3 separate regions of the Mus musculus genome follow, and all the other regions are linked to region 1. The links are chromatin loops, found by intact Hi-C in ENCODE. Cell type or tissue: heart. All regions are shown on one strand. Links, peaks and the distances in the headings refer to the core of each region. The heading gives the core; the rest is flanking DNA.

Region 1 (7,520 bases), core at 1,560-6,559:
CAAACACTTATTAACAGTGTTTAGCTCCAGGAAATTGGGTTGGGAATGAAAGGGAGACCTGGGAGACTTCTGAATCATTGAAAACTTTATTATTTTAGAGAAAGGGGAAAAGACCATGGAGGAAAAAACTCTATCTGTTTATAAGCTTTCATTGAACACAGTAGTAACCTTGTTTAAAATCTTAAATAGGCAAATTGACTTGGAACAAGAAAACAAACCATCAAATATCATAATTAAGGGCTCTTTATCAGTTAAAAGATAATGAGCACCAAAGCCACAAGAGAACAGTGCAACAATAAAGGAGACTGTTTAGTCCCTGAGGGTGGCAGGGATGGGAGCAAATGCCTTGCAGATGGATGCAAGCTGGAGAAGGCACTAAAGCAGAGCCTTGGGCCTGGGTGTGAGCTTGCACAGCCGCAGAGCTTTGATTATTACATGTATTCAAAGCTGGTTATTACCGGTGTGTGTGTGTGTGTGTGTGTGTGTATGAAAGAGAGAGAGAGAGAGAGAGAGAGAGAGAGAGAGAGAGAGAATATTACACTGTGTGCATGTGTGGAAGTCAAAGGACAACTTGTAGGAGTTGGTTCTCTCCTCTCAGCATGTGGGTCCTGGGGATTAAACTCGGGTTATCAGGCTTGGTGGCAGGTGCTTTTGTGCTTTTTACCAACTGAGCCATCTTGCTGGCTGTAAACAGAATTCTTACATAGGAGAGGCTCAGAAACATCTATTGAATTTGGGACAGGTATGTAAGGGGTTTTAATGTTCCCCTTCACCTAAAAAGCACAATTTAAGATATAGATCATATTACAGATAAATTAAAGGCAGTTTTCTAAACTTACTTTTATTTATATGTCCTGTAAAATTAAGAAAATGTCAACTGTCCATAAAAAAGTGTGGAGAAGGGGAGGTGTGAAGAGGAGGTGACAGATATCCCCTCCAGGGCTCTCACCGCCATCAGGTGTAAAGTTCTTATCCTACACAGAATTAAAGGCAAGTAAGTGTGTGAGCCAGGTGTGATGCACCTTGGAATCCTGAATCTCCACTGATAGAGACCTACAATCACAGCGAGAACAACCAGCTCAACATAATTACAGTTTGGGTTAGCGTACGAAAAGACACATTTAGACAGCTGTGGTTACTTCGAAGCACCAAGTAGGATCTCAGGATCCTTCATGCCATGTTCTTAGGTACTAAAATGGGCTTTTATTAAAAATTCAGCTTGGCAGAGCTGACAGATGGCTCAGAGTGAAGGCCTTTGCAAGCCTGAGTTTGACTACTACAATTCAAGTAAAGGTTAATGTCCTTCACAGACATACTACAGCACACTTACATAGTAGCATGTACACAAACACTAATAATCATCATTTATTCTTGAAATAGGGTCTTACTTGGTAGTTTCAGCTGGATGGTAGTTTCTGCTTGCCTCTACTCCTGAGTGCTGGGATTAAGTGCCGCCCAGCCTGGCAATAATAATAATTTTAAATTTTAGCTTGGAAGCTGGACCTGTGACTCATACTTGTAATTGGAGGGCTTAAAAAAAAAAAAAAAACCAAAACCTCAGATGAACTGAGAATCTCAGAAGAGTTGACATTGACAAGCTGATAAAAGTTGCCCACAAGAAGATCACTATAACAACCTCCTTTGTATTTATGCTTTTGAGATACTATTAAGTGGAACAGATCTGCATATGGAAACTTCCACTCTAGAAGTTCTCTTTGAAACTGCCAAACTCACTGGCCTGCGTTGTTCTAAGTAAAGGGCAATTTGCTTCTGTTGAGCTCAATCTTACTTTCAGGTCACCCTGATCAACCCATCTAACAGCAATGTCAGAACTCCCAAGTCAAATGGATCCCTGTGAGTTAGTGGTCAGCTAGGGCTACACAGTTTTCTTATCTTGAAAACAAAACAAGACAAAACCAAACCAAACCAAACCAAAGATCAGTCCATCAGCCTGGCCTGGCAGGTGCACAGGTCTATAATCCCAGCACTCTGGAGGTGGTTCAAATAATCGGGCTACACGGCAAAGGCAGGTCTCAAAAACAAAAATCAGTTTGACTTTTCAGCCTTTGAAGTGTTAAAAAAAGCTCACACACACATTAGTACTCCTAACTACAGTAAATGACAACAGAAGAGTATAATAGGCTATTATCCAGATAATGTGAATCTACATTAAAAAACATCAAGCTTTCTACTGATGGCCTCAGTTCCCCAAAAGTGGGTTCTAATTTCCTAGTGAAAAAGAAACCTACTTTTCTGTATGACAGTCTGGCCTCAGTAATTCCCACTCCAGCAGAGAATGCTAAAAAAAAAAAAAACAAAACCGTAACAAGGAGAAATGATTGATCATAGCATACAAAATAGGAACACACTTGTTGTAAACAGATTTAAGTTACGGTTGAGAAGGTTGTGGAAACTTATTTTTTCCTGGAAATTATGAGACAGGACCACTACAGAGCAAAGGGGTTTTAAACTTCTGGTCCTCCTGCCTCAGCTTCCAGACTGTTTGAATCACAGGTGTGTGCGCCAGCACTCACCTCTGTTACACTTCAGTTTTGTTTTGTTTTTTTTCTCTCCCGGGACCAATCAGTTTGGCTAGCGCACTCTCACGTGTAAGCGAACAAATATAAACACCACGGTTGCAGGTCAGGCATTCGGGCTTGTGGCAGGACCAATTATCACGGATAAGTCTGGCTGTGAGGGACACAAGACTGTGTGAGAGGCCACCTCTGTGTCCTAGTCCTGCAGCTCATTATCTGAGTTTCGCGCTGGGCAAGGTCCAGAGCTCGGTCACTGTTTCCGGCTCGGACCGCGACTATAGAACGTGACTGGACACAGCCACGCCCAGAACGCCCCAGGGGTCGGGCCTCAGAACCTGGGGTTGGACCAGGCTTCTAGGCGTCCCCAAAGGCTGCACGGTGTCCGGATGCTTCTGAACCCGGAGACAGGGAGGCCGACCCAAGGCCAGCACTGGGCAGTAGCCGCCGTCCTCTCGCCCCTCCTCGCAGGGCGGCTCCCGGCAGGCTCCGGTCCTCTAAACATAGACTCTGGGTGGGGTTCTGTGCAATCCAGGCCCACTCATTGGCCCGGGATGCCGCGACCCGCCCACGACTGGCGGCGCGCCTAGGCTGTGGGGCGGAGTCAGCGAGTTCCCGCCAAAATCGCGTAGCTGGTTCCTCCCCCGTGGGCTACGTCGCGCCCTCCCTGTTTTTTCAAACCGGGGCTGGGCGGGGATTGGTGGGCTGGGCCCTCACGTGGTTAACGGTCGCGGGAAGCCGCGGAACCCGAACTTGCGGACGAACTTGCGGAGCCTTTCGCCAGCACTGGACCGGCCAGTCTCCGCTGGACATCCCGCGCCGCAGCCGTCGCCGTCGCCCCGTCGTGAGCTTGACGGGCCTCGGAGTTGCCGCCGCGCAGGCCCGCTGCAGCCTCAGCCCGGCGCGCCCGATCGCACGTGGCGGACCCGCCCCCTGTGCCAGCCGCGACCTGGACGCCGCCGGCCTCTGCTCGCCGGTCCTGTGTTCTCCCGTGCTCCGCCGTGACTGCAGCCGGGAAATGAGCTTCCTGAGCCGACAGCAGCCGCCGCCCACCCGCCGCGTAGGAGCCGCTTACAGTCTGCGGCAGAAGCTCATCTTCTCGCCGGGCAGCGACTGTGAGGAAGAGGAGGAGGAGGAGGAGGAAGGCAGCGGCCACAGTACGGGGGAGGACTCGGCCTTCCAGGAACCGGATTCGCCCCTGCCTTCTGCACGCAGCCCTGCCGAGGCCGAGGCCGAGCGCCGCCGTCGCTCGCCCGGCGCGGAGCCCAGCAGCCCGGGAGAGCTGGAGGACGACTTGCTGCTGCAGGGCGGCGGCGGAGGCGCGCAAGCGGCGGGTGGAGGCGCCGAGGGCGACTCTTGGGAGGAGGAGGGTTTCGGCTCCTCGTCGCCCGTCAAATCACCTTCGACCGCCTACTTTCTGAGCAGCCCGTTCTCGCCAGTGCGCTGCGGCGGCCCAGGGGATGCCTCCCCGCAGGGTTGCGGGGCTCCGCGAGCCATGGACGACCCCTGCTCGCCGCAGCCCGACTACCCGAGCACCCCTCCGCACAAGACCTTCCGCAAGCTGCGCCTGTTCGACACGCCGCACACTCCCAAGGTAATGGAGGGGGCGGAGGAGCCGGCTCCAGGGCCTTTAAAAAAAAAGGCCGCGGCGCTGCAGCCCTGCGCGCCACTGCCCGGGTTCGGTTACATAACCGCCCCGCCGCACCCCGCTCGCTGTCCTGCGCCGCCACTCAAAAAAAAAAAAAAAGTTGGCAGCCCCCCTTTTTGGCTCTGCCTAGAAGTTGTCGGTTAAGATTATGTAACTGAACAATGGGCCTGGTCTGTAACTACTCCACTTTACAAAGGGCCTGGTCCCCGCTGTCCAGGTGGTTGAGTATTGGGTCTCGGTGGTCCGGTGTGCCAGGGTGCCGGATTGCTGCTGGCCACCTGACACTCCGAGCCATATGGTGCCTGTTAAATCCGGTGTCCGGGCCTGTAATTTGGGGGGCACGGATGGAAGGAGTTAGGTTTATTAAAGGGTTTGTTCCAACCCCCTGGACTTGTGGTTCCATGTGATATGGCATTAGAGATTCTGCGCGTCCTTTTGAGTCTCTGTGTTTACCGTCGTGAACTCATGGATATTCCAGGTTGCTTTTGATTGTCTTTCGGGATTTAGTATTACGGAAGCTTTGTGTTTATTCTGGAGTTTCCCCTGCCGTTTTGTTGGTCTGTGTGTCAAAACTAATGTGTCTTAAAGCAGAGTGTGTTCAGAACCCGTTTGGAATAGCCGGTGAATATGCATACTGTCATGGTAATACTTGAGAAGTCACAAAAACATTAAGAGTAGACAATTTCCAAAATAAAGACAGGCATGGTACCTGTAAGTTTAACACGGGAAATAAGCCCCCCTTTTTTGAGAGAACGTTTCTCTGTGTAACCTTGGCTGTTCTGGAACCTACTTTGTAGGAACTAGGAACTCAGAGATCCTCCTGTCTCTGCCTCCCGAGTGCTGGAACTAAAGGCGCCCTACCATGCCCCTCGACATAAGCCTTTTAAAGGGAATCTATTGATTTCCATGCAACTTTAGTCTTAAATCTCGAACATCCAGGTGCTTTTGTGCTTTGCTAATTTTATAGGCGGACAGGCCCAGGGCACCATCCCCCTTAGTAAGGGGAGGAGTCCAGGGAGGTGGCCTGCAAAAGCCTACTTGAGGTGGAGGTGGGGATTTTTTTTTTATGAGAGTGAGTGTTTTTATTTTTAGAATGTTAAAAGAGCCTGTTAATTTTTAGCTACTGATAAGAACTTTTTGTGTAGTCACTGCAAAAGGTCCATTTTAGGATTAGCTACGGGTTTTTACTTTGCTATCTTTTGCAGATAAGTAGTTAGTATTCAACCTGACTCCTAAGTCAGCCGCCATTGGTTTTACTTGAAGTATAACTAAGGCTTGTGTGTTGCCCCCTCCCTTGTTCTTTTCTTTCCCCAAGTCGGGTAACGGAACCTCTCCCTGCATGGGTTCTAGTGCAGAGCTTCATTCACAATGTGCTGCTTTGGGCTACATACTTGGCCACTTAGGAAGGCAAGTTGGAGGTTATATAGAGAAGACTCCAGAAGACTGGGTCCTGAAGATTGTATTTCCCTTTCCTAGAGTTTGCTTTCCAAAGCGCGAGTTATTGATTCCGGCTCTGTTAAACTCCGGGGTAGTTCTCTATTCATGGACACAGAAAAGTCAGGAAAAAGAGAATTCGATACACGGCAAACTCCCCAAGTGAATATTAACCCCTTTACTCCGGATCCTGTACTGCTCCATTCCTCAGGACGGTGTCGTGGGAGAAAGAGAGCGTATTTTAATGAGTAAGTATAGTTTGGTTCCTCTGCACACCTAAGGTATATACTATCACAATTAGGTGTCTGTCTGTCTGTCTTTCTTTTTTTTTTTTTTTTTTTTTTTGCTTTTTCAAGACAGGGTTTCTCTGTATAGCCCTGGCTGGCCTGGAACTCACTTTGTAGACTAGACTTTCAAACTCAGAAATCCACCTGCCTCTGCCTCCCAAGTGCTGGGATTAAAGGCGAGTGCCACCATGCCTGGCACACAATTAGGTTTCTACTGAATGGCATGAATGTCTTCACTCTGAAAGTTTTTCTTACATTAGCACTTAGCTCTCAGGAGACAGATAATCAGTTACAGGAAAGAAGTGGTCTGAGAAAGGGAAAGAATAAGAATTGGTGATTCCTATGCCTGGAGAAGTGGCTTAGGCGGCTTAGGTGTTGAGCTCTTGTTCTTGGGGTTTAGTTCTCAGCACCTATGTGGCAACTCACAAATGGCTGTACCTCTAGTTCCAGGGGCTCCATTGACCCTTCTGATTATTCAGGCACTAGGCATGCATGTGACTTTGATACCCACAAAACGCTTTACACAAATCTTTAAAAAAAAAAAAAAGCCTAGATTTCTTGTCAGGTTTATGGTGTCAACTAATGGGAGAGAGTTGTTGAGCTCAGGTGGCAAGAGAAGAGGTAGCTACAGCTCATACCTTTGGAGCCAGTGCTTCGGAACCTTCCTAATGCCTTGACCCTTTGACCCCTCAACTAGAGTTATTTCCTTGCTATAACTGTAAGTGTAACTGTAATTTTGTTTCTGTTATGCTTTATAATGTGAGTATCTAATATTGAGAACCATTGTTCTGAGCTATTTTGGTGGCCCGAGACTTCATTTCTTTTTTTTTTTTTCCCTTCTTTTTTCTTTTTAGTTTTTCGAGACAGGGTGAGACTTCATTTCTAATGCTTTAATTTTTGTCTGTGTGATGCCAGTCTAGTTAGTGAGCTTAACTCACTCAGTAGGGACTTTTTTTTTTCTATCATTTGAGTTAGATTTTTTTTTTTAGGGTTACAAAATAAGATGCTTTCTCTTTTGTTTGTATCCATTAAAAATGCCCTTCACTCTGTAGTTAGTAGGTAAGGTCTCAAGTTGATGTTTTGGTAAAAACCCACATTTTTTTCAGTTCCTCTGAAGACATGGAAGCCAGTGATTATGAGTTTGAAGATGAAACAAGACCTGCCAAAGTAAATAACTTTTTATTATTTAAAAGTTAATATATGTTTGCATGTTAAATAAACTGCAGAACCTAAGGTAGAATGATATTTCCAAGTTTCATATCTTTGTATTATACATGGATACTCTTCTTTTACAGAGAATTACAATTACTGAAAGCAACATGAAGTCACGGTATACAACTGAATTTCATGAGCTGGAGAAAATTGGTTCTGGAGAATTTGGTTCTGTGTTTAAATGTGTGAAGAGGTTAGATGGATGCATTTATGCCATTAAACGATCAAAAAAACCATTGGCTGGCTCTGTTGATGAGTATGTATTAAACACTTTTGGTTTTTGCTCTTTATCCCCTTTGTTATTAATAAACATTAAGGTTTTGGGTAACCAAATACCTAATGCTTTTATTTATTTATTTTTAAAGGTTTATTTTATGTATATGAGTACACTGTAGCTGTCTTCAG
Region 2 (7,520 bases), core at 910-5,909, 150 kb before region 1:
GTTGCTGTAATGAAACACCATGATCAAAAGCAGGCTGGGAGGGAAGAGTTTACTTGGCTTATACTTCCATATCACCATTCATCTTTGAAGGAAGTCAGGACAGGAACCTGGAGGCAGGACTGGTGCAGAGGCCATGGAGGAGTGCTGCTTAATGCCTTGCTCCATATGACTCTTCGTTTTGTTTTGTTTTGTTTTGTTTTGTTTTGTTTTGTTTTGTTTTTTCCAGACAGGGTTTCTCTGTGTAGCCCTGGCTGTCCTGCAACTCACTCTGTAGACCAGGCTGGCCTCAAAGGAATCCACCTGTCCTTCAGCAGTTTGGCATTTTTAATTTATTTGACACAGTCTCACTATGTAGTCCAGGCTATTAGGCTACAGTCTCTGAAGTGGTCAGCTTATACACATGTGTCCCCATGCGTAGAGGTCACAGCCATCTCTGATTTTTACCTAAGAAGTCAGACATATCTCACATTCCCACACCCTACAGGCCAACTTGCCCCTAACACCTTGCTTATAAACAGTACTCCTCCTGTCTCTCAACAACACACATTCTAAAAGAATTGAAAACCAGGCCACACACCCCCAAAACTGCCTGCCTGGAGCAAAGTGAAGCCCCTATGCTGGGCTTCCTTTTACAGTTCCTAGTGGATGGTCCTAACCAGGGCCTGGCTCCTCCACGTTCTTTTCTCCCGTGTGAGATCCCAGACAAAGTCTCATGCTGAAAAAAGCCCCATGGGCCCCCCCAAAACAAGCACACTCCACTGTTTTTGTTTGTTCAGTGACTTCTCTGAAGGCTCTTTTGAGGAGCCTTTCTCGGCCATCCTTTTTATGGCAGCTCCATCTGGTTCGCTTTTGTTCTTACTCTGAACTAAACCTCTTAATGAAACTTTTTTTTTAAAGATAGGATGAGTGTTTTGTCTATGCACTATGTGTGTTCCTGGTGCCTACAGAGATCAGAAGTGGGTGTTGAAATCCTTGGACGTGGAATTACATATAATTGTGGGCCACCCATTTGGGTGCTAGCAATTGAACCCTGCCTGGTTCTCTGCAAGGGCAAGTGTCTTAAGTACTGAGCCATCTCTTCAGCTACTTAGTTCTTGAGAAAAGTTCAGTACCTCTGGCTAGCCTGAAACTCCCTATGTAGACCAGGCTAGTAAACTCTAACCTCTACCACCTGCTGCTGTCTCATGCACCAGCACTGCCCAGCCACCCAGCCTCCTCTCCAGGTTTTAAAGGAAAAGTGTCTCTTTCCTGTTTAAGCCCCTGTTAAACTGTTTCGAATATGGTGTGTGTGTGTGTGTGTGTGTGTGTGTGTGTGTGTGTGTGTGTGTGTATGTGTGCATGCCCTTGAGGAAGCCAGAAGTTATTGAATTGCCTGGAGCAGATGCTAAGGGCCTAACTCCTGACCTCTGGAAGAGCAGAAAGCACTCCCAACTGATGAGTCCTCTCTCTAACCATATTATTTTTCTTTTTGTTTATTGTTGTTTTGTTTTTTCAAGGCAGGGTTTCTCTGTGTAGTCCTCGCTGTCTTGGAACTAGCTCTGTAAGCCAGGTCGGCCTCGAACTCAGAAATTTGCCTGCCTCTGCCTCCTGAGTGCTGCCAGCATTGCCCGGTTTATTGTTTGTGTGCTAATGGCCTCCCACCTCATAGCCTGGTCACTGACTACATCATGGAGGCCCTCTCTCTCTCTCTCTCTCTCTCTCTCTCTCTTTGTTTGTTTCTTTCTTTTTCGAGACAGGGTTTCTGTGTAGCCCTGGCTGTCCTGGAACTCACTCTGTAGACCAGGCTGGCCTCGAACTCAGAAATCCGCCTGCCTCTGCCTCCCAAGAGCTGAGATCAAAGGTGTGCGCCACCACGGCCGGCTGAGGCCCTTTCTCTTAACAAAGCTGATTCCTGGAGAGCAATTGTGTGTCTGCTCCTTCGCTGAACCAGCAACCACCTCTGCTTCATTTTTTATTTAGCCTTTCAGCCACATAACTGGCAGCAGCAAGGAAGCTCCCAAATTGGTCAGCCGCAGGCAGCTTCTGATGCTGCAACAAGAAAGGATGAACTGAGAAAGAGGAACAAGTGTTACGTCACCCGGTGTTACAACTTCCCCAAAGTAGTATGTGAACGTGTGAATGTGTGTATGTAAGTGTATGCCTGAGGTCCTTTTTTTTTCTGTATGATTGACTATTCTGGTACAGAACTGATCTTGTAAATAGATGTGTATGTAGATGTGTTTGAATGAGTGTGTTTGTGTGGGGGGAGGCTAATGTAGGGTAGGGTGGTCGGACCCAGAAAGCAGAGGAATATCTTTGGCTCTCCAAGCCCAAGAGACACTAATAGTTGCTCCTCTCAGCCCTTCCCCTCCTCCCATGTCCCACTGGACTGAAAAGCTTTTCAGAATCAGACCAGATGGGCCTCTTGTGTGCTGCACCCGGCCTTTTTCCTTAGACTGTGAATACAGTAGCACCGTTATTCTCATCAGCTTGGGGACAAGAGCATCCTGGGAAAGGCCGGATGGCGTAGTGAGGGAGAATGAAAAGCCTTGGACCGGATCCCAAAGGGAGCTATATTTAGCTGTAGCTGAACTCTGAAAGATTTTTGTCATTTTTGAGACAGGGTCTCACTATGTATCTTTGGCTGGCCTGGCCTGAAACTCTAAATAAGCCAGGCTGGCTTCAAACTCACAGCTATCTACCTGTCTCTGTCTCCAGAGTGCTGGGGTTAAGAGGCATAAGGCACATAAGGATTCTGAAAGACTCTGAGACAGGGTGATGGAATTGTCATGTATCTCGGTTGTAGTAGTGGTTACATAATGGATCATGAAAGACAATTCAGAACTACCCACTAAATATAGTAAATATCACTAATCTGAAAATACATACAACTTATAACAGAGTATTTTAGGATTTGTTGTTGTGTGGTCTTTTGAGATAGAGTTCCAGATTGCTCAGGATGGCATCAAACTCACCTCAGGTTGTAAATTAGTATTTGTACCTCTGGCTCCTAACACCCTGAGGGTAAAACATAGCATAGGCTGCCTGCTAACTTTTGTACAGACTGTTTCATCAGATGGGTCTCATTGTAGACACCATTAATTTGCACAGTTACTGTAACCATCTTCCAAAAGGTGGCAGTAGAGTATCTGAAGAGAGAGGCATTACCCCCCCACCCCCCACCCCCGCCACCACCACCCCCCCACCCCCCCCACCCTCCCACCCCCGCAACACTCACACAGAGAGCATGTGCTCCTAGCAGGGCTGCTGGATATATGCCAGCATGTGGGGCTCAGACAGGACACAGATTTGCAGAGCTTAAGTCAGCATCTGTTCTGCTCTTCCATCAAGGCTTTCCCTGTGCTTCTGCTCCATTCTCCTCTCACCTTTGACCCTCATCATCTGGTTGCTAGCACAGAGCTGGAAATGGCCAGTGGGTAGGCAGCATCTATACCTACCTTTCTTCTATGCCCAGGGCCACCTTCATTGCCTTTCCACTCATGCACAGGAAACTGTGCTCAGAAGGACCACACACTTGGTTTAATGATATGTGATGAGAGACTAGTGCATACAAAATGAAGCTCTGTGAGCCACGAGTGTCTGGTTTTTTGTTTGTTTTTCTGCTTTCATTCCTTTAAAAGTTCATAAAACTATCTGAGCAGAGAATTCCAGGATCTGTGTGGTTTGGGGGAATTCAGAAATCCATGCCCAGAACAGGATGAGCATCTATGTCAACTTGTCCACCAGGAGTAACTGAAAAATCTCACAAGGAATGCCTGTCAGTCTATTAAGGTCTGGGACACAGCCCATTGGCAGAGTGTAGATCAGGCTGAGCTCAAATTTACTATGTACTGAGGGTGACTTTCATCCTCTGAATTATTCTGCCTCCACCTAGTAAATGGTAGGATTACAACAAGCAGGACCAGTTTTCACAAGTGAGGAATTAAATGCATGGCTGTGTGCATGCCAAGGAAAGCACTCTATCAACTGAGCCACAATCTAACACCTCATTTACTGTGGAGCTTTAGTTCTTGGCTTTTTGGGTTTTTTTTTTTTTTTTTTTTTTTTTGGTTTGTTTTTGGTGTGTAATTTTTTGTTGTTGTTTTGGTTTTTTGTTTTTCTAGACAGGGTTTCTCTGTATAGCCCTGGCTGTCCTGGAACTCACTCTGTAGACCAGGCTGGCCTCAAACTCAGAAATTCACCTGACTCTGCCTCCCAAGTGCTGGGATTAAAGGTGTGGAATCCTATTCTGAGTTCATGAGTCCATCTAGCTTTCTTGTACCTCCCAGGGATCTGGTCCATTAATTTTCCTCCCCAGATATTTGTTTTACATTTTTTAAAGATTTATTTTATGTATATGAGTTCACTGTAGCTGTCTTCAGACACACCAGAAGGCACTGGATTCCATTACAGATGGTTGTGAGCCACCAAGTAGTTGCTGGGAATTGAACTCAGTACCCCTGGAAAAACAGTCAGTGCTCTTAACTACTGAGCCATCTTTCTCCAGCCCCCTTCTTCCTTTTTATTTTTAAAACAAGATGTAATTTTATAGTCCTGGTCTGAAATTCACATAACTTCAGCATCAGGTTTTGGGATTACAGGCTCATACCATCTTTTTAAATTTTAAAACAAAAATTGAGTTTTTTTGTCTCTATGTGCCCCTTGGAGCTGAAGTCATAGGTGTTTGGAGGACATGGGTACTGGAATCCAAACTCTAGTATTCATGCCGAGCAACAATCCATCTTGAGCTGGGCGTGGTGACGCACACCTTTGATCCCAGCACTCTGGAGGCAGAGGCAGGCAGACTTCTGAGTTTGAGGCCAGCCTGGTCTACAGAATGAGTTCCATGAAGGCCAAAGCTACACAGAGAAACCCTGTCTCGAACACACCCCCCCCCCAAAAAAAATCCATCTTGAGTGTTGAGCTCTCTCCAGAGGGCCATAAGGACTTAAAGATTTATTTTATGTGTGTGTTTGCCTTCATGTATGTATGTGCATTACATGGGTGCCTGGTACCCACGAAGGTTGGAAAAGGCCATTAGATTCTGTAAAAGTTACAATCTGTTATGGGGCCATGTTGGTCCTGAGAATCAAACCTTGGTCCTCTTAACCTATGAGAAATTCCTCCAACTTTGATATACTTGTAAAAACACCTAAAATTGCTTCCTTATGTCCTTTGTTGCTTAATAGATCTGGGATACAGCTAGCAGCTCAAAATCAACTCCAGACCAGACTGTCCCATTACAATACTACCAGTGACTGTATGTTACCTGTGGTCAATTTAAAAGCCACAACACAAACCTTGTAGGCATTCACCAAACCTTTATTTAAAAGAAGCAAACCTGGAGTCTTGAGGACAGGAACTCACCATCACTGATTCAATTCAGATCTCTGGCTTCCCACACGGAGTGCTTTCAACAGCACTTCTGTGAGTGTAGAACACTGACAACCTGGGCTTTGCAATGCTAGCAGGCTTCAGGTTTCCAGACCCAGTTTCTCCCTTATGTCACTGGGTACAAACTGGCTACCCTCACCATTTACTATCCTGCAAACCACCGCCACCTGACACCTTTACTCTTTCTCTTGCTGCATGGCTGGGGATTGAACTTAGGGTGGCACAATACACACAAGACACGCACACTAACTACGGAACCACAGTCCCTGATACTCTTCCTTTTCTTCAGACATGAGTTTGTGGAAATCAGACCAACCTTACTAGTCATGGGCCATGTTTCCATTCTTAAAGAGATTATGGTTATCTGAGGAAAAGCCACCTCTCCAGCCCTGTGTGTGTTTTTGAGACAGGTTCTCACTATTAGCCTAGGCAGGCCTTGAATGTGTTTGTCTCTCTAGCCACAATCTAGTATTTCAGGTAAATATCCCCATGCCAAAGAGTAGGTCTCTTTAGTCCTACTCTTTGTGTTTTCCCCACAGAGGTTAACCTAGAAGTCTGAGATATGGTAGAAAAGCTTTACTACTGAGCTGTAGCTCAAACCGAGAGAGGAGAGACACCAGATTTTTTTTCTGTTGGTTTGGGAGACAGGGTTTTATTATGTAGCTCAGGCTAGCCTTGAACTTCTATTCCTTTTACCTCTATCTCTTGAGGGCTGGGATTCTAAATGTACCACTACACTGAACTTTTTTTAAACTTTGCTTTAATTTTAAAAACTCATTCACTGAAGGACATCTGGGTTGCTTCCATTTTGGTCTACTATGAACATAGCTACTAACCAGGGAAACTGGATCACTCAAACATCATTGGTGGGAAAATTATCTTCGGTTTTTAAAATATGAAATGTGTTTTTATTTATGTTCATTACATGTATGTGAGGGTATCAGAAACCCTGGAACTGGAGTTACAGACAAGTGTGAGCTGCCATGTGGGTGCTGGGAAATGAACCTGGGTCCTCTGGAAGAGCAGTGGTGGTCTTAACCACTGACCCATCTCTCCAGCACCCCATATACTGATCTTTAATCTTATTTTGAAACACTTCTAATAGACTTACATATAGTTCTAAGAAATAAAAGGCTTCATAAAAAATGGTAATTAAAAAAAATCACCACCCAGCTAGTTTACATTTATTAAGATCATGGATATATTAGATTCAAAGTAACAAAGCTCCAGGAAATAAATAGTCGTAACTAAGAAGGAAACTGTCTTTGTCAGTGTATGCCTAGTTAGCCTGCTTGCCTTTCCATTACAATAGGATGTTTTGTTGGGATTACTAGGAAATCTCTTATGGCTGTGGTCAGGCTTAAATCCTAGGGTGCAAGGCCCTGGGATCTCTGGCACCGAAGATAGGGAGTGTTTCAATCTTGGACGACTTACATTTGTCATTATATCAAGTCTGTGCTCAATGAACACAGGTGGCATACAGGTGATTGTGGGGTACAATCTACTGCTGAGATTTTTTTGCCTGAGACAAGGCCTCAGGCAACGCAAGCTGTCCACAAGCTCCTTATCCTTCTGCTTCGGCCTTCCAAGCACTGGGCATTAATTAGTCACAATGCTTGGTCCAAGTTCTTTCTTGACAGCCAAGGGTAAAATGTTAACACAATGGTTACTCTCTACTGGGAGAAGAAAACATCCAACTAAAGTGGTAGCTCCTGTTGAGTATAGGAAAAAACATAGCAAAGGGAAAGAGTCCATGCACTAGAGGATGGAGAGAACACTCTCAGCATAGAGTAAGCACCATAACAACCCAAAGAAACAGCAGTGCTTCTCCAAAATGTGAGCTTTAGAGGCCTGCTGAAAATTTGTATGAATTAATATATACATGTATTTTTTGAGACAGGTTCTTATATAGCCCAGATTGTTGCATCAAACTCACTATGTAGCCAAAGTTAAACATGAAACTCTACTTCCCAAGTCATGGAATTACAAGCATGTTACATGACTGACTTCAATGATATATATATATCACATAAATAATATCACATAAATATTAGTAGACTTTGTCCTAAACATCTATGTGTTTAACTCATTTGTAAAAATAATAAAAGCTTTATCACTCAGTCTCTGGTCAATAAGACAACATAACA
Region 3 (7,520 bases), core at 850-5,849, 98 kb after region 1:
TTTTTTTTGGTTTTTTGAGACAGGGTTTCTCTGTGTAGCCCTGGCTGTCCTGGAACTCACTTTGTAGACCAGGCTGGCCTCGAACTCAGAAATCCGCCTGCCTCTGCCTCCCGAGTGCTGGGATTAAAGGCTGTAAATATGTTTGAATCTGAGTCTATTTCTTTGAGCATGGGGCTGGGAGGAAGAGACAGGCTTAACTTCCCCACCCCCTCTCTCCCTCCATGTTTTGAGGTTGGGTCTTTCTATATAGCTCAGACAGGCCCTGACCTCACAATGCAGCTCAAGTTATCCCTGAATTTGATGATCTTCTTGTTTCAGTCTCCTGAGTGCTAGAACTTGAAATGTGTTCCCTGTGAGGCCTGGCCAGATGGCTCGGTGGTGGTGGTTAAGAGTGTGTACTGTGCTTGTAGATGATCTGAGTTTGGTTCCCAGTACCATGGTGGCAGCTCACAACTGCCTGTAGCTCCAGCTTCAGGGAGATATCATACCCTCTTATGGTCTCCTTGGATACCTGCACACATAAAGCACACACACACACATGTAAATATAAAGAATTTTTTTTTTTAATTTTCAGGAGGAGGCTAGGTGTGGTGATGTATACTTTTAATTTTACCACTCGAGGCAGAGGCAGAGGCAGAGGCAGAGGCAGAGGCAGAGGCAGAGGCAGAGGCAGAGGCAGAGGCAGAGGCAGAGGCAGAGGCAGAGGCAGAGGCAGAGGCAGAGGCAGAGGCAGAGGCAGAGGCAGAGGCAGACAAAAGGGCTATGAGTTGGAGACCAGCCAGGCCCTTGTCCATATAGGAAGTTCCCCCAACCCTAGCTAAAGCTACATAGTGAAAAACTGTCAAAAAGGGGGGTGGGTGGAATTTTAGGGAACTAAATTGTAGTTTGGCTAAATTGCCATAGGACAAATCCGTTATATGAGCCATATTGTGATAGTGTGTGCCACACTAGGTTTTCATTTAAGCCTCACATTATTTTAATAGCACTCTACTATCATGTTTATTTAATCATGCTAATCATTTAACTATCATGTTATTTAATAGTACTCCAGATAAATAATAGTACTCCACTCCATTTTACAAGCAAGGAAATGAAACTTCATATTTATTCATATTTAGTCATCTAAATGGGAAAGCCAAGATTCTGCCCCCATCTATGTAGTAACCACCCATCTTCCCAACTGACCCCAGATGACTTGTGCCTACTGATCTTCATTTAATAGTTTCACTCCCAACTAAATAGGACGAACCTGAGAAATTAGTAAGACATTGAACAAGTAAGTGATGATGAATGACATTCAGGGCAGGATTAAAAAAAAAAAGACACTGTAGGAGCAAGGTGTGGTGGTTCTTATTTGTAACACTAGCAAATAAACTAACTAACCAACTATGCAACCTAAAAGAAAAAGAGGATTATAAAACTAGGCACTTGGAAATAACAGAGTAGCCCAGAGTAAAGGCTGTGAAATATGCTTAGTGTCTGGAGTCTCAGTGTCATCCAGTGGCTAAACCGAACCTTCAGTATTAGGGTTTCTTCCTTCTTTCCTTCTTTCCTTCCTTCCTTCCTTCCTTCCTTCCTTCCTTCCTTCCTTCCTTCCTTCCTTTCCCTCCCATTCTCTTTCTCTTCACCTCCCCTTTTCCTCTTTCTCTTTCTTCCCCTCCTGAGGCAGAGTTTTGCTCTGTAGTCCTGGAATGCACTGTGCAGACCAGAGTGGCCTCAAACACGTAGCCATCCCCTACGCCTCCTTACCGAGTACAGCTGCATATTGCCATGCCTGGTTTAGTTTTTTTCTTTTTTTTTTTGTTTTTGTTTTTGCTTGTTTGTTTGGTTTTGCCACTATTTAGGGCAAGCTGAGTTGGCATAAATAAATTAGAGGTTAAACCATGTTTTTTGCTGACTGAAGACTTGGGCTGGAGCTAAAGAAGAGAAACAATAGAAACCACATTTTGGGAGGGCAGAGTAATCCTGACCAGTGGTAATGAAATAGCGTGGCACCCTCAAGGCTGTTAAAGTGAGGAAGAGGTGACATCATGATCCCTTTGTTTTGTTCCCACCTTCTGCTCTATGTGATTCCCTGTTGGTATTCTGTCTGGACTCTACCCCCATACAGCCAGGTATACTTCTTCCATAGTTACCTGGCAACAGCCAGGTAGGCATGGCCCACTATAAAAGGGGCCGCTTGGCCCCTCCTCCCTCTCTTGCTCTCATATGCTCTTGCCTCTCTCTTGCCTCTTGCCCCCTTGCTCCCCCTCGCTCCATTCCATTCCCCCCCTCTCTCCACGTGGTCATGGCTGGCCTCCATTTCTCTACTTTCTCCTTCTCTCTGCCTTTCTCTGCCTCTACAACTCTCTTAACTCCCCTCCCCATGCCCTGAATAAACTCTATTCTATACTATACCATGCTGTGTGGCTGGTCTCTCAGGGGGAAGGGATGCCTTGGCATGGGCCCGCAGAGGTACCCCCTTCCCCCACACCCAGATAGAACATATTCTTATAGCTCTTTCTCTTTTTATGATCACAATATTCCCTCTGCCCTTAAACTCATTGATGCAGCTTATTCTTTTTTTTTCTTTTTTTTTGACTCTTTCCAAATTAGTTTATCTCTCCTGTCCCCTTTAAAATAAGACATATGTGGACATCAAGAAGTTTATTAATTTACAGGCAGGGTTTCATTTAGTCCTGGCTAGCTTCAACCTCCATATGTAGCTAAGGATGTCATTGGACTTCTGAATTCCAAGCGCTGGGATTACAGACATGCACCACCATGCCTGGTCTAGCACCGTGTAGTGCTAAGGATAAATTCAGGGCTTTGTACATGTTAGATAAGAGCTCTACCAACTGAGCTACACCATAGGCCCAAAGGAACTTTAAAGAGGAAAAATAAACTACACTTTGATCTGGGAATCCCCTGCTTTTGACTTTTGATAGTTATCCTTTCCATAGTGTCTAAGGATTGTGCTATTGTGATGAGATTCAAGTTACCCAGTCACAGTCACTACCCCAGGCAGTGGGAAAGAGCCTTCTGGACCATCTGGTATCTATGCTCTTTCTATTTGTGGAGAATTTGAAGTCAGAAGAGTTCAAGTGTAAGAGATGCCATCTGGGCACTTCTCTAGGTCTGGATGGATTCTTTTAAGTGGTCAACCATTCTCATTATTAAAATAGATGGAGTGATTTGCATGATTTCCAATAATGGGAGCACAATCCACCAGCGACAGCAACTTTACCTCCGTGAAGCTCTTCCTAGGATGTGAACTGATCCTAAGCGGCAGAGGTTAGAAAGAAAATGTTGCTGGGCTTATTAACTTCTATTTTACTCATTTATTTATTTATTTATTTATTTATTGTAGGTGTGTGGGCATGCGGTGGAAGTCAGGAGACGACTTGCGATTCTCATTCCCCTATGTGGGTTTAGGAGAGAGAACTCAAAATCGTTAGGTTTGGCATCAAGAGCCTTTATCTATGAGCCTTTATAAGCCTATCATTGACTTCTTAACTCTTCTTAAAACTTGTTGCTCTGCCCCTAGAGGCCACTACAGAGGGCCATCAATGCATATTTGCAAAGTGCATGAAGCAACTTTCTTAGATTTCTATTTTTGTTTCTGTCTCCTTCTTTATCCTTCCTGATTTGGGACTGAGCATTCCAGGCTCTGCCTGGACATTTTTCGGGGTCTTGTCTGGCCTCTTAAGACCGTGACTCCATCCCAGGACTGAACCAAGACTCCTTTAATAACTGTGAGACTCCTGCAAAAGCCTCAGTGGCTGATCACTCCAGTCTTGAGTGTTCCTCGGGCTGGTGGGCATTCCTTTGGGAGCACATGCGAGCTTTGAAAATGGCCTGAGTTGGTGTGGAAACCCACCACAAGGACTTTGCGTGTTGTTTACGTCCCCGTAGTGGGCAGAGGGTATCCCAGGGCTGGTTGGTAAGACGGAGGGGCGGGACCAGAGGGGTGTGCCCTTTGGGAGGGCGGGGCCTGCAGCGGTCAGGTGACCGCGCGGCGGGCCGAGTCTTCTGTGGGGATCCTGCAGGAGGCAGAGGCGCTGAGTTGCCGACTGGGCTGACCAGGTCTGTTAGGGCAGCGCGGCCGCGGCCATGAGGGGCTTGAAAGACGAACTGCTCAAAGCCATTTGGCACGCCTTCACCGCGCTCGACCTGGACCGCAGCGGCAAGGTCTCCAAGTCGCAACTCAAGGTGAGCCCCCTGCCGGCGCTCTTCCTGTAGGGCACGGGACCCGCGGCGGTGTCCGCAGGGAGGGCTGCTTGGGAATGTGGCGGGGCGGCGGTCCTCACTCTTCCTCAGGCCTCCGGGCGGTGCGCGGGGGTGGACGCGCTCCTGCGGCTCCCGCGACGGCCGAGGTGCGCTCCGAGAGGCGCCGCGGGACCCGCAGAGCGTCTCCCCCCGCCACGGGCTGTATGGGGGCCCGGGAGCCTCAGGCTCGCCTCCGGGACGCTGAGCAGAGCCTCCCCGCCCCGGCGTCCGCAGACCTTGGGGCCAGTGAGAGCGCGTGCGGAGCGGCCCCGGGTCTTACGGGCTCCCTGCAAAGGCCATTGCTTTTGCAGAGTCCTCCTCAGGGCTGCCTAAAGACTCCAGAGTATGAGGTACGCATAAAGGGATACTTGTAAGTCGAGTAAACCCCAAAGTGGCACCCAGCCAGGAGAAATTGGCAGCGTCTTGAAAAGCCTGAAATATAGAAACAGACAAGAGGAGCCATTCAACAGGCATTTTTAAAATATACACATTTTGGATCTGAATGACTGGGTTTTCTTAGCCTCTTCTAAGAAAAAAAATTTCCGAAGTTTGGGTTTGCTTTGTATATTTTGTGTAGTAAATGAGGAAGTTCTTTTCAGTAGTGACTTTTATTGCCAGCAGGATCTGGCGGGCTCACTTGTTTTCCTTTTGATCTTATTCATTAAATCATAGTCTGGAAGGACCGATGGAAATTAGTCACATACTTTTACTTTAAAAAAAGTAATATACGGGGTCTTGGAGAGATGGATGCTCCGTGGTTAGGGGCGACTGCTCTTCCAGAGGTCCAGAATTCTGTTCCCAGCACCCACGTGGGATAACTCACATAGCTATAGGGGTAGCCTATAATTCCAGCTCCAGGGGCTGCCTCTCGCGTCTGTGGGCAGCAGCACACACATTTTCACATGCACGCTCATAATTTAAAAATAATATTTAAAAAAGTTAATAATAGGTTTTTCTGGTGTACAGTTCAACGAGTTTTAGCACACGTAGGAAGTAACTATCACTAACTAACTAGGATTTCATCAGTTCTGTCCCACAAAGCTTTGTCATACTGCCCCATCTCCAACAGGTGGTAACCACGGATCTGTTCTAGTCTTCCTTTTTCAAGTGTGATATGAATTGGATCTTCTGAAACCAGCTTCCTTTACTCAGATGAATGCCTTAGAAGTTAACCTATAGTATGTGTATTGTTATTGCTAGGCTAGTACATCTTATAGGTGTGCCATAGTTATCCATTCACTCTTGAAGATTTGTTATTTCTAGTTTATTCGTGATTCTGAATAGAGCTGTAGGACTTTGTTTTTACTTTTACCTATTATAATTTTTAGATAGTGTGTAGCCAGGTTTTCTTTTAACCATTCTGAGGTATCAGAGTATTTATTTAGGCCATGTATGTATAATGTAATGATTGATATTGATAGATTTAGGGTTGCCATTTTATTATGATTGGCTTCTGTTTTCTTTCTTTCTTTCTTTCTTTCTCTCTCTCTGTATACTTAGAATGACCATTTTGCCACTTTAAGGGGAATGTAGAAATCTTATGCCATGTAAGATCCATTACTCTTCCTGCTTTATGTTGTAATTATTGTGCTTATTACTCTACATACATTGAAAATATCTTCCTCCTCATTCCTCCAACCCTAACTTTTAAAGAACTTTAGAAAATAGCTCCTCTTTCCTCCAGATAGTTCCAGGGTATCCCTCAATTTTGTTGATATGGAAAGTGAAGCTTCAGAGATGTGATTTGTCCCAAGTTACAGTAGCTAGTTTAGAACCAAGATTATCTCTGCCTGTCTGTCTGTCTGTATCTATCTGTTTTGAGACAGGATCTCTCTACATAGCCCTGGCTGTCTTGGAACTCACTGTGTAGACCAGGCTGGCCTGGAACTCACAGAGATACACTTGCTTTTGCCTCCCTAGATCTGGGATTAAAGGGTGTGACACCATGCCTGGCAAGATTTTCACATTTTAAAGCCAGTGTTGCTTAATCTGCCCTCCCCTTTCCAGTTGATGACATAACATTTTATTACTTTCATTGCACTCCAATAAAAATTTGAGGAAAAGAACCTAGGGGACTGACTGACTTTCTTTCTTTCTTTCCTTCTTTGTTTCTTTCATTAAATGAAACCTCTTCTGGTCCTAGAGAACTTAGATTTCTTTAATGTCTTTGTGTGTGTCTATATGTGCAGATCATTTCTGTGGTTGTCCTGTCGCAGTGCAGATATGGAGATCAGAAGATAACTTTCAGGAGTCAGTTTTGTCCTTCCATTTGTGTGGATTCCTAGGGTCAAACTCAAGTCATCCGGCTTGGCAGCAAGTACCTTTTAGCCACTGAGCCATCTTGCTGGTCCCTTAGGGGATTTTTGGCAGCTAGGCTGGAAGTGTAAACTCTTAGTTCATAGTTTTCAACCACATGCTGGTAGCACATCTGTGAAGTTGTATTTGATCTGTCCTGGGACAACATAAGAGAGTTTGGATTAATGTATACATCTTGCCAGTGTTTTTGGAACTGAAAATATTTTAACTTAATTTTTTTCTTGGTGTCTGACTCCATTTCATTGGGGGAAAGGTGTGTTTTGGAACTAATGTGTTGATTTGTGTATAAGGTACTATGTTAATTTAATAAAAGGTTAGTAGTTGTAGGCTGTTAGGATTTTTTTCTTCTCTATATTGGGGATGGGACCCAGCATACTAGGCGAACACTCTACCCTAAGCTATACCTCTAGCCCTCGTTTTACTGAAAAAATAAAAAAGTGTATTTATCTGTGCATGCATGTGTTCTTGTGTGTGGGTACACATGGGTTCATGGTAGTTATGGAAGACAAAAAAGCCTCAGGTGCCATCCTTAGGAATGCCATGTACCTCCCTCCCTTAGGTCTTTCACTGGCTTGAGCTTACAAATTAGACTAGACTAGACTATACTGGTTGGCTGCTGAGCCCCAGGAAATACTCCTGTCTCCACCTTCCCAGTGCTCAAATTATAAGCACATACCACCATGATGGGTATTTTCACATAGGAGCTAGGGATTGAATTCAGGCCCCCAAACACTTTACACACACACACACACACACACACACACACTGCTCCTACTTTTGTAGTACTGAAAATTGAGCCCAGGGCTTACTACATTCTAAGCAAGCTCTTTATCACTGAGCTATACTTCCATTTATAATGTATATATTTTATTTTTCAGACAGAATCTTTCTGTATATCTCTCAATGGGCTAGAACTTGCTGTGTAGTAGATTAGGTAGGCTTTAAACTTACAGCCA

The links. Hi-C counts contacts between places; a loop is a spot of excess contacts. Peaks named below come from ENCODE experiments on the same cell type or tissue, not always from the same donor. Only the 100,000 strongest peaks of a DNase experiment are listed, where the experiment ranks them.
Region 2: it touches region 1 in a loop (2.5-fold over the local background); 1 of 42 quality-filtered maps calls a loop at or near these places.
Region 3: it touches region 1 in a loop (6-fold over the local background); 1 of 42 quality-filtered maps calls a loop at or near these places.

What each region holds. Positions count from the first base shown.
Region 1 is chr7:110,118,798-110,126,317 of GRCm38, forward strand. It overlaps Wee1 (WEE 1 homolog 1 (S. pombe)), which reads left to right and starts at 3,262. Exons shown (of 11, transcript NM_009516.3): 1 at 3,262-4,128; 2 at 5,659-5,864; 3 at 7,010-7,070; 4 at 7,199-7,371. The coding sequence starts at 3,553. In heart, for the core only: a CTCF peak has its summit at 4,231; DNase peaks (open chromatin) are centred at 3,034, 4,264 and 5,154; H3K4me3 peaks cover 4,682 bases; H3K27ac peaks cover 4,229 bases.
Region 2 is chr7:109,965,931-109,973,450 of GRCm38, forward strand. It overlaps Tmem41b (transmembrane protein 41B), which reads right to left. Exons shown (of 7, transcript NM_153525.5): 7 at 6,257-7,520. Among named protein-coding and RNA genes, the nearest start is that of Dennd5a, 9.3 kb to the left of the region's middle. In heart, for the core only: a CTCF peak has its summit at 3,063; DNase peaks (open chromatin) are centred at 2,441 and 3,301.
Region 3 is chr7:110,217,719-110,225,238 of GRCm38, forward strand. It overlaps Swap70 (SWA-70 protein), which reads left to right and starts at 3,985. Exons shown (of 12, transcript NM_009302.3): 1 at 3,985-4,191. The coding sequence starts at 4,093. In heart, for the core only: CTCF peaks have their summits at 3,533 and 4,177; DNase peaks (open chromatin) are centred at 4,073 and 4,513; H3K4me3 peaks cover 2,456 bases; H3K27ac peaks cover 1,742 bases.